Linked DNA regions of Mus musculus: all the other regions are linked to region 1. The links are chromatin contacts, found by Hi-C or POLR2A ChIA-PET in ENCODE. All regions are on one chromosome and are shown on one strand. Each heading gives the region's core, a stretch centred on a gene start or an enhancer-like site at or near the end of the contact. The rest is flanking DNA. Distances are from core to core; before and after follow the strand shown. Region 1 holds the start of Bcl2l11 (BCL2-like 11 (apoptosis facilitator)). Region 2 has its middle 110 kb from the start of Gm14009. Region 3 overlaps Morrbid (myeloid RNA regulator of BCL2L11 induced cell death).

Evidence for each region. A loop is a pair of places that touch in the nucleus more often than their neighbours do. ChIA-PET counts read pairs that join two places held with the same protein, here RNA polymerase II (POLR2A).
Region 2: a loop to region 1 is called in a map of heart, with 2.5 times the contacts of the local background. The contact joins the enhancer-like site here to the promoter of Bcl2l11 in region 1. A Hi-C loop is called at or near these places in 1 of 37 maps with a recorded cell type or tissue (heart). POLR2A ChIA-PET finds 5 or more read pairs at or near these places in 3 of 5 experiments (Patski and embryonic stem cell).
Region 3: a map of heart shows a loop between it and region 1 (3-fold over the local background). The contact joins the enhancer-like site here to the promoter of Bcl2l11 in region 1. A Hi-C loop is called at or near these places in 1 of 37 maps with a recorded cell type or tissue (heart). POLR2A ChIA-PET finds 5 or more read pairs at or near these places in 3 of 5 experiments (Patski and embryonic stem cell).

Annotation. Positions count from the first base shown.
Region 1 is chr2:128,124,402-128,127,423 of GRCm38, forward strand. It overlaps Bcl2l11 (BCL2-like 11 (apoptosis facilitator)), which reads left to right and starts at 1,637. Exons shown (of 4, transcript NM_207680.2): 1 at 1,637-1,851. It also overlaps a transcript of Acoxl not described here.
Region 2 is chr2:128,277,579-128,280,390 of GRCm38, forward strand. No RefSeq gene overlaps it. Among named protein-coding and RNA genes, the nearest start is that of Gm14009, 110 kb to the left of the region's middle. Within about 2 kb of position 1,298, at least 1 of the 3 ENCODE cell types and tissues checked has a DNase peak (open chromatin) inside an H3K27ac peak, as active enhancers do; it is heart, where a contact is called at or near this core.
Region 3 is chr2:128,337,152-128,340,208 of GRCm38, forward strand. The region is part of intron 1 of Morrbid (myeloid RNA regulator of BCL2L11 induced cell death); the gene reads right to left. Among named protein-coding and RNA genes, the nearest start is that of Gm14010, 84 kb to the right of the region's middle. Within about 2 kb of position 1,525, at least 1 of the 3 ENCODE cell types and tissues checked has a DNase peak (open chromatin) inside an H3K27ac peak, as active enhancers do; it is heart, where a contact is called at or near this core.

The sequences.
Region 1 (3,022 bases), core at 387-2,886:
CTGAGGGCGCAGAATACTTGCTGCTGGCTTTGGACTCCCAGAGTAGCAGTAGCAGATTGGGCTGCATGGGTGGGATGCCGAGTGGCCAAGGCACAGTACTGCTTCACAGACCTTGGTCAGGACAGACCTGGATCGGCGGTGTACTTGACTTCATCCACGCCCTTGCCCTGTGCGCTCTTGTAGCGATCACCCCTGACCTCCAGCAGGAGCAAGGCTTTGCCTTGAACACCCCAGCTTCCCTGGGAACCAATGGCTTCTTTGATCTCACTCAGGATTCACTTGAGAAGCTAGACTTTAGCATGGGGCTGTGCTGTGTCACCGTGACGTTAGATCCGCATACAAACACCAAAATGACCAAGATGGCCCAACATTGATTGGGACGGCAGGTCGCAACACTTGTTCTGCAAGAAAAGGCTACGTCCTACTTACTGCCAGCCTGGATGCAGGTTGGGTAGCCCATTAATAGAGTTTCCTTAATCTCGTGTGGGGAGTGGGACGTTCCATTTCCAGAGCAGCTTTTTTGGGCCGCCGCTATGAGAGAAGGGGCTGGGGGTGGGGATGCACATGGCGCCATTGACTTCCAGACTTCTGTTGGAATCACAAAGGCCTCAGGAAGATCAAGGGATTTTTTTTTCGACCCCCTTATGGTTTTCCCAGCTCGGCCTGAACTCCGCTGCTCCATGGTCGCCAGCATCGGCGGACCGATGGATAGACAGTTCCTGGCGTACACTGTGAGCCCCAAACATTTCGAGGCTCCCAACACCGCTCATGGCACAACCGTCTTTCCTTGGTAGCCCCCCTCCTTTTCCTTGTAGTTATTCTTTTCCAGCTAACTTTCTCATTCCCCTATTTTATATGCTTGTCGTGCCCGCCCATCGCTCCCTGAAGCTTCCCGCTTCTCTTGTCTCTCAACTGTCCTTCTCACCACCACCTCTGCCTCTTAAGTAACTGGGCACTAGGGAAACAAACATATAAACCACAACAACAACAACAGCACACACACACAAACACAACACTAAGGAGAGCCTAAAGGAGGACAGAAGGCAGAAGGCGGCGGCGACGAAGAATCTCGCTTGAGGCGCAGACGAAGAGGGGTGAGCATCTTGCTGATCTGAGTCCCCCGGAGGTCAGGAATTCTAGGAAAGGACAGTCAAAGGCCAGTGCCCATCCTTGCACCAATCTAATCCTCATGGTTTGGGGCTGAGAAGCTGTGCAAAGCAAGGGCGGAGGGACGCCTTCTGAGGCTTCCAACTGGCGCCCGCGGCCGGGCTGGACACAGAGCAGTGTACCCTGAGCGCCCCCTAAGTTCCGCTCTGCGAGGTGGCCGCCACGGGCGGACGGGGAGGGGCGGGTACATTCTGAGTGGAGGATGGGCGAGCATGCAGCTGCCCGCAGGCCAAGACACTAGGGTAAACACGCCGGGGTGGGCGGCGCACGCAAACTGCAGGACAGCCGGCGGGGCCACCCTCCCCACTACCTGTCGCAGCCTGCACGCGCCAGCGGCCTGGGGGCCGTGGGGGGTGGGGCTTACCTTCCGGCTTGCCGGGGGCCGGACTAAACGGGGGCGGAGCCCGCGGTGATTGGGCGCGGGGGCGGGGGCTCAACTACCGCAGAGTCTCAAGAGCAGGCTGCTTTCACTTCGCTCCCCGCAGGCACTGGGTCACCAGCTGGTTGGAGCTCTGCGGTCCTTGCCATCGTCGCCGTCACCGGATTCCTGCAGCCGCTCTGCGAGCTGTGTTCCACTTGGATTCACACCACCTCCGCTGCTCCCGCCGCCACCGCCTCGGCGCCCTTCCCCTGGCCCTCGTCCACCCAATGTCTGACTCTGATTCTCGGACTGAGAAACGCAAGGTAAACACTCCGCGACTCCCGGGGCGCAGGCTGGGGATGGATAGAAGACAGGCGCCGCAGCGGCTTCATCTGTCTCTGGTGTCGCACGTGCGGGTGGAGGCACTGGTTTGTCCCGCGTGGCTGCAGGAGGCGAACGCTGGGAGTCGGGTCGAGGTCGCTGCGTGCCAAGGCACTTTTGGGGAAGGGTTGTCGGCACTGAAGCTGCGGGCACTTAGCCGAAGACTGGGTTGGGACGCAATGCCGCACGAGGGGCCGCTGAGGCATCTCTCGCGGGCAAGGAGGGCGCGTGGTCTCGGCTTGGAGCCGAGGTCCCGCTTCGTGGTGCCGGTAGTGCGTCCAGCCGGGAAGCGTCGCGGCGACCCAGACGGCCCGGGAGAAGTAGCCGCGCGGTAGCGGCGGGCGGGTAGACTTAACTCTTCGCTGACGCGGGTTCATTGCGGAGGTTTGAGTATTAAAATCACACGCGCCCAGACTTTGCTTGTACCCATTCAAGTCAGTTTGGCCATAGTGGTCAATTTCCTTTCCGGATGTCCCTGGCGGCCCGGTTCCTTTTGCGACCGTCCTGTGGATATTGAGGAACACCGTATCTACAGGAGACAAGAAACCCCGTAACCCCCCTAGGACCACTTAGGCTACGCGTATTCCAAGCCCCAGCTAGCCGACTACTCCTAGCCCGATTGCACCGGGACCCAGTCGCATAGGCTGGCGGACCCCTGAGCTCGCAAGCCTATTGCCCACGGGGCAGGCACTGCTTGAGGAAGGCTAACTGAACAGTGGGGGCAGAGGTCTGGATGTGCATGCCCGAGACCCGAGATGGTCGTTCATATTTGGTTCGTGTCGGTAGCACTCGGTAGCACATGGGGACACAGCAGGTGAAGTTGCTGAGAAGTTCTTCAGGGGACTGCGGAGGCATTAGGGACTTGGCTCGGAATGGCCTGGAGTGCGATCGTGGCCTCGCGGATCTCCGAGGGGTGCGTGTCTCGCTTTGTCTCTAATGTCCCGCTGCCCTGGCGGCGGGAATTCCCGCAAAGCGCGCGCCGTCCCGGCCTGGCCCAGGGGTGGGGCGGGGCGCAAAGCGAAGCTGCCCGGCCCCCTAAGTTCCAGCCGGAGCTGCGGTGGCCGGCACAGTCTGAGCGGCGCTGGGCGGCGAGTTTGTCAACAATCGCCTTGC
Region 2 (2,812 bases), core at 48-2,547, 150 kb after region 1:
TGCCAACAGCTCCCAGTCAGGGAAGCCCTGGGCTGTGTGTGTTTCCCACCAACAGCTTTCCTGATACACGTTTTCCTGTCTCTGAGTCCTGCCAAACCCAAGGAACAGCAGCCAATTGCCTTTCTGCTGTAGCAAACTTCAAGTGAATATCCTTCACTTTTCTTTTCTTTCTTTCTTTTTTTTTTTTTTTTTGTTTTTTGTTTTTGGTCTTTGTCTTTTGTTTACTTTCACAGTTCTCATACACTCACAGACAAGGTGACTGGGAGCCCTGGGCAGACAACAATGGCCAGTGTGGTTGATTAAAAGTCGCCTTTACTCCATGCATGAGCGCTCCAGAACAGTATTGGAGAAGAACATGACTCCTAAGTGATGGCTCAGCCTCACTCTGCCTCAGAAGAAAGGTAAAAGGCCCAAGGCATGTCTGAAATCATTATGTTTTGACTTAAAAAAAAAAAAAAACTTCATTAGCCTGGGGGACAATGGGACTATTGTCTGGTGATAGACAAAAGAAAGTTCTGGAAACTTGGACAAGAAGCAGCTGAGCCACCTGAATGCCTGGGCACAGATTTTCTACAGGCTGATGCCCAGCAGAAGAAGAGGGCAGAGCCAAAAGCCATCAGTGGGTGGCAGAGGCCAGCTGGGCACCAAGTTGCCAATCCACCCTCTTGCCAGAGAGACACAGACGTTTGTAGCAGGCTAGGTCCCCACCATGGGCCAAATCTGTGATTTGCGGCGATAATTCAGATTCAGCTCTCCTTCGTCCCCGGGCCAACCTTAAACTCAGCTAAGAGATGTGCTTTGAGTCTGGGACACCCTCCTTTCTACTATAAAATCAAAGCAGTGTCACACACAGAAGCTTAAAACCCATTATACCTATATTTTGCCTGGAGACGCTATTAGAAATCAAAGGAATGGAACTCTGATACTTATTAAAACGAGCAATTAGGGTAGTTCTGAATTTGTTCCTGGCTCCCTCTCACGTTAGTTTCTGATATTAAAAAAAAAAAAAAAAAAAAAAAAACTTGAAGGGAAGAATTCGGGTCTCTCTCCAGACAGGACTCCACAAAGTCAGCCTCCTCAGAGCTTGGCAAACACAGGGAGAAGGTGAGGGAGACGCGCCTAGCGAGCCTCCCTCCCAGGCCTGGCGCACACCCAGGGACGAGGAAAAGAGGTGCTAAATTATCTTTGTTCTGCTTTAAGAATGCCTGCCAATTACTTGAACTAAGGTCCCGATTCTGCTCCTGTTAATTAGGCTGACATCGCAGAATTTACTAGAAGAAAAGCAGTCTGGAAATCGGCTCTCTTGTCTTGATGGCTTCTGTGCCGGCACGTGACCAGCAGTTACCATGGTGACTATCAGTCGCTAGTGGATTGTCCACAAGTTGAACTTGCATCTGACAAGTCAAATTTGTCAGTTTGGGGAAAAGTGGAAAAGGTTTAGGTTGTTATGTTATGTTTTGTTTTGTTTTGTTTTGTTTCTGTCTCAGAACCACTGTTCCCTTTTTAGCTAGGCAGGCTTTCTCCATGTCACGGTCCTAAGGTGCTCTTATCCTCTTGGGTGGTCTGTGGCATTTTTGAGACCACCGATAGCCTCCCATCAGAATTTGAGAATAAAATAATACAGGCTGTGATTGAACCATCGACTTAATAATGGGGTGTGCACCACAGACTTCGCCTCTCTGGGCTTTTCCTCTAAAGAAGACTTCATTTCTTTCTTTGTCGTGGACTGTACTCATGATCGTGGGGGTGTGGATAGTCTTCCAGGCTGCACTTTGTACCTTAGCAGGTAATGATGCTCATGGCTAGGTTTATCAGGTTTAAGATAAAAGTTTTAAAAAAAAAGCATTTAATAAAGACTACTCCGTCAAGCCACATGCTGCAGGCAGCTGGAGCTGGGAGTCCCTGAAAGGGACAAGAAGGCCGAGCACCAGCCCTGGTGAAGGCCATCATCATGGCTATGATGACAGAGTGGGGATGGAAGAGCCAGCTGAGCCCCAACACAACAGCTAACCTCTTCTTTGGCTAAGGTCCTAACTAGAGTCAAGGTTATCAGCAAGTGTTTCACCTTAGCAAGATGTCTTTCAGCTGAAGGAGGTCTGAGCCCCCGGCTCGGCTCCGTGTGCAGGCAGGCACAGCTATTCTTAGCACAGATGTCTTTTCTCTTAGAAAGAGTTACTATGAATCTTAAGTGCCCCCAAAGGTAGGTGGGGTGGGACCCCTCTCTCGGACTCAGGTCAGAAGCCTTGACTTGTCCCCACCCTAATGACATAAGCTAGAACTGGCCTGCCTCTCTCCACTGAAATCAGGATGTAAGCTCTGTTGAATTAGTAGCATAAGAACCAGGTTTTAGACTCCAATTTCATGTCTGTCTCAAGAGGACAACTGTATGGGAGCACCGGCTGCCTGCTCAGAGCCTGCCATTGATGCAGCGTCTCCTGCCCTCCCACCAGCCAGCTTAGACACAATTTTTACAAAGGTGGCACTGAGATCCAAAAGCACAAGACAGGTTCCCCTCACATGTGCAGAGTAGCTGAGGTCTGAGCCAGCCTTAGGGCCTAAGAACACACATGTTCGGGAGAGGTACCTGGTGTCCAGTACAACGCCTCTGGCCATCCCCAGACAGTCAGGCATTCTGTGATCATGTGCACATGTCAACACACAGATGCACAAGTATACATATAGCTAAAAATATTTTATAAATGAATAGATATTTTAAAATTCATTGTTGGTTCACCTTACTGATAAAGAATCTGTAGCTATGGGAGGTTAATTCTATTTATGAATACATTTATATAAAACTGTATACACTTGC
Region 3 (3,057 bases), core at 275-2,774, 210 kb after region 1:
GCCAAACTCACTAAGTCTAAGAGCATTGGCTTCTGAACTGATACATTAATGAATAGGAACACCCAGGTGCTCTAAGCCAGTTCCCACACTAGCTTCAGGAAAGATCTAGAGCTGATGGGCATCCCATACCCTCTCTAGACAAGCTCCTAGGTCATGCTGTGTCAGAGCATACCCAAAGTTCTGTAAAAGAGTACACACTTTGCCCCAACCACAGGGCACTGAGCTGTGACCTCTGGGGAAGACACTGGCTTGTGTCCAAGAAGGAAGTAGCTGCCTGAGTCTTGAGAGTCCATAAGAACCAGTTTTACACCTGGAGCTGAGAATATACTCCAGGGTGCTCAGTGAGGCTGGCCTCTTGTAATGAAGGACTTGGGTCTTGGGATGCAGATTGTCAATCCCACTGCATGGGAAGGAGGCAACTGCTTTTGTCCTGAGTGGGCTGGGCTGGTGCAGGGGCAGCCGTAGAGTTAACCACAGGCTAGAGGAAAGCTTCCACTTCTTCCAAGGAAGAGAGCAGCTTCAGACTTGCACAATGCTGAGGCCAGACTGGGCCAGTGTACGGCAGTGAGCCACAACTGGGATCCTGGGAAGATCCTGGAGTGATAATCCAGAACATAGAGTGAGTTCAGGCCTCAGAACACAAATTATAAAGCAGCTGGGTCAAATGACAATTGCTTATAACCTCAGTACTGGGGAGGGAGAGATGGGTGGGTCCCAGGGGCTCATTGGCCAACCAACCTAGCCCACTTGTCCAATGAGAGCACTTGGCTCAAAAACAAAACAGAAAACAAAAACAAGCCAAACAAACCACGGTGAGTGCCTAAGGACGGATGCCGGAGGCTGTTCTCTGGCTTCCATGTACACACAGACACAGACACCTACACATGTACAGACACACACATGTGATGCCTTCACAATCACTGCTGGGTCCCCTCTGCTGGACAGCTGACGAGGGATGTAGCTGGTACCTTTCCAAAAGTCCAGGCTTGACTGCATCATATTCTAGTTCATATGTATCCCTGATTGTGCCTCGAGGTACCAGTCCGGTGGACCACTCCCTTGTTACCATTCCCATATCTTCCTCATTGTGTCAAGGTCAGTGGATAAGCCATGTAGGCCCCTGGCCCACAACAGGTACCTAGGCAGCATAGGTTTGGGTTACTCTTTCTGGGCAAACATGGCCAACTCCACTGAGGGACAGTTATGCACTGAACGTCCAGGACCTTGAAAAATACCATGGTGGTTACAAAAAGAAAATGACAGAGGGCCACCACAGGGACATCCACGGTAGCCCTGAGGTGAAGCAGGTGAGCCACATTGGAACACTGACCCTTCTTCAACCAACTTGACAGCAGGTAGCAGGGGCCCCAGAAGGAGTCAAGTGTGGGTCCTCATGGAGTGATGTTTAGGGAAGCTGGCTCTTGCCTAGGCGCTTTCCCCACTGGCTGGAAGGGCTTCTTGAAGGAGAAGAGATGCCAAGGCTGGGTAAAAATGAACAGCAGGCTCATGGGGCAGGGTTCACTGTGCCCTACTTGGACTGGGGCACATGACTAGTTTTCTCTGAGCCAGCACATTTTCCATTCTAAAAATAGCTCGCAATGACCCAAGACATCTTCCCCTCCCGATAGGGCCCGTGGTTCTGTGGTGGTGTTGTTATTATTGTTTTCCCAGAATGTTTGTGATTTCTGGAAGCAGTGAGCATTGAAACCATTATGCTGTCAGTGCGTTATCTGACTGTCCCCCAGATACAACACCTTGAGGACCAATATTCGGCCCTTCGTGGAGGGAAGAGACAGCCCTGGGAGGTAAGGGGAGCCCTCCCCTTACCAACCCTCTTTAGTCAGCCTGTCTTCTCCCTCCATCATGAAAAGCAGGGGGTGCTGCTTAAGTAGAAAGGAGGAGCAGACAGCACCCCCATCCCCACCTCCATGTTAACAGCAGGGCACACCCATGAACCCCAAGGCTGTTGGCCTCTGCCAAAGCCTGACCTAGCCACAGCTGGAGGAGCTTTTAATTGAACATTGGATTTCTGTCTGCCCTGGCAACCTTCCCACATCGATGTTGGGATATTTCTGGGACGTTTAGGACACAAGCCTTTTAAAGAGGAGGTACCCAACACTAGTCAGGTGACTCCTAGGAGCCGAGTCTTTCAACTGCGGGTTTCCAAGCATGGGGCTATTTTTACATATCTGAGTGAAGGCCTATTAATTGCTGCACAAGCACTTCTAGGGAAGTTCATGTTTCCTGGAGGCCAACTGTTAACTCAAGCAATGCCAAGGCTTCTCAACGGGGCGCTGGGAGTGGGGGTTGGGAAACTTTGTGGTTTGCTAAGGAGAGACTGAAAAAAAAAAAAAAACCCACTCACTTTCCCTAAAGGGTTAATGGCTGCAGACAAGACAGCCATATTAAGTTATACCCGGCCAAGGGTGAGCAGTGGGTGAGCAACGCAGGCAAGCAAAAGAAAAAAAAAATGTAGAAAGGGGAAGATAGGAAAAAAAAAACCGCAAGCATATACACCCTCTCCCACATCTCCCAGCCCACCCCCACCCTCCGGCAGAACATTATATGTACAGGCCACAGATTGGAGTGAAGTTAAATTTGGCTCACAGGAATACAGGAAAGAAAGAAAACAGATCAAGTTACACAGAATCCTATTCAGATTTGGGCTTGGGCCTCAGCACACAATGCCTAGCTAAAGAGAACAAGGCCACGGTGTGTTGTGGAAAGCTCCACGCCCACGAGCTCTCCTTTCCCTGTAGTCATCTGCTGGCCCAGCCCTGGGCTGCAGGCTAATTCCCTGCTCTGCAGGTGGAGACGGGATAAAACAAACCAAAATGGTGTAATGGACTGCAGGAAACCCTTCTTTCAGAACTTGATCAGCCTCCAGAAAGGAAACACGCATGGACTTTTCTCCCGACAGCAATCTGTTTTCTTAGGGTGCAGCGAGCAAGAGGCCTGGTGGCCAGGGTAAATAAAACAGCCAGTGGCAGGACTTTTGGCAGGCTGGGTTGCACAGGAAATTTGAAAAGACCGCTTCCTACACTCTGATTCCAATCA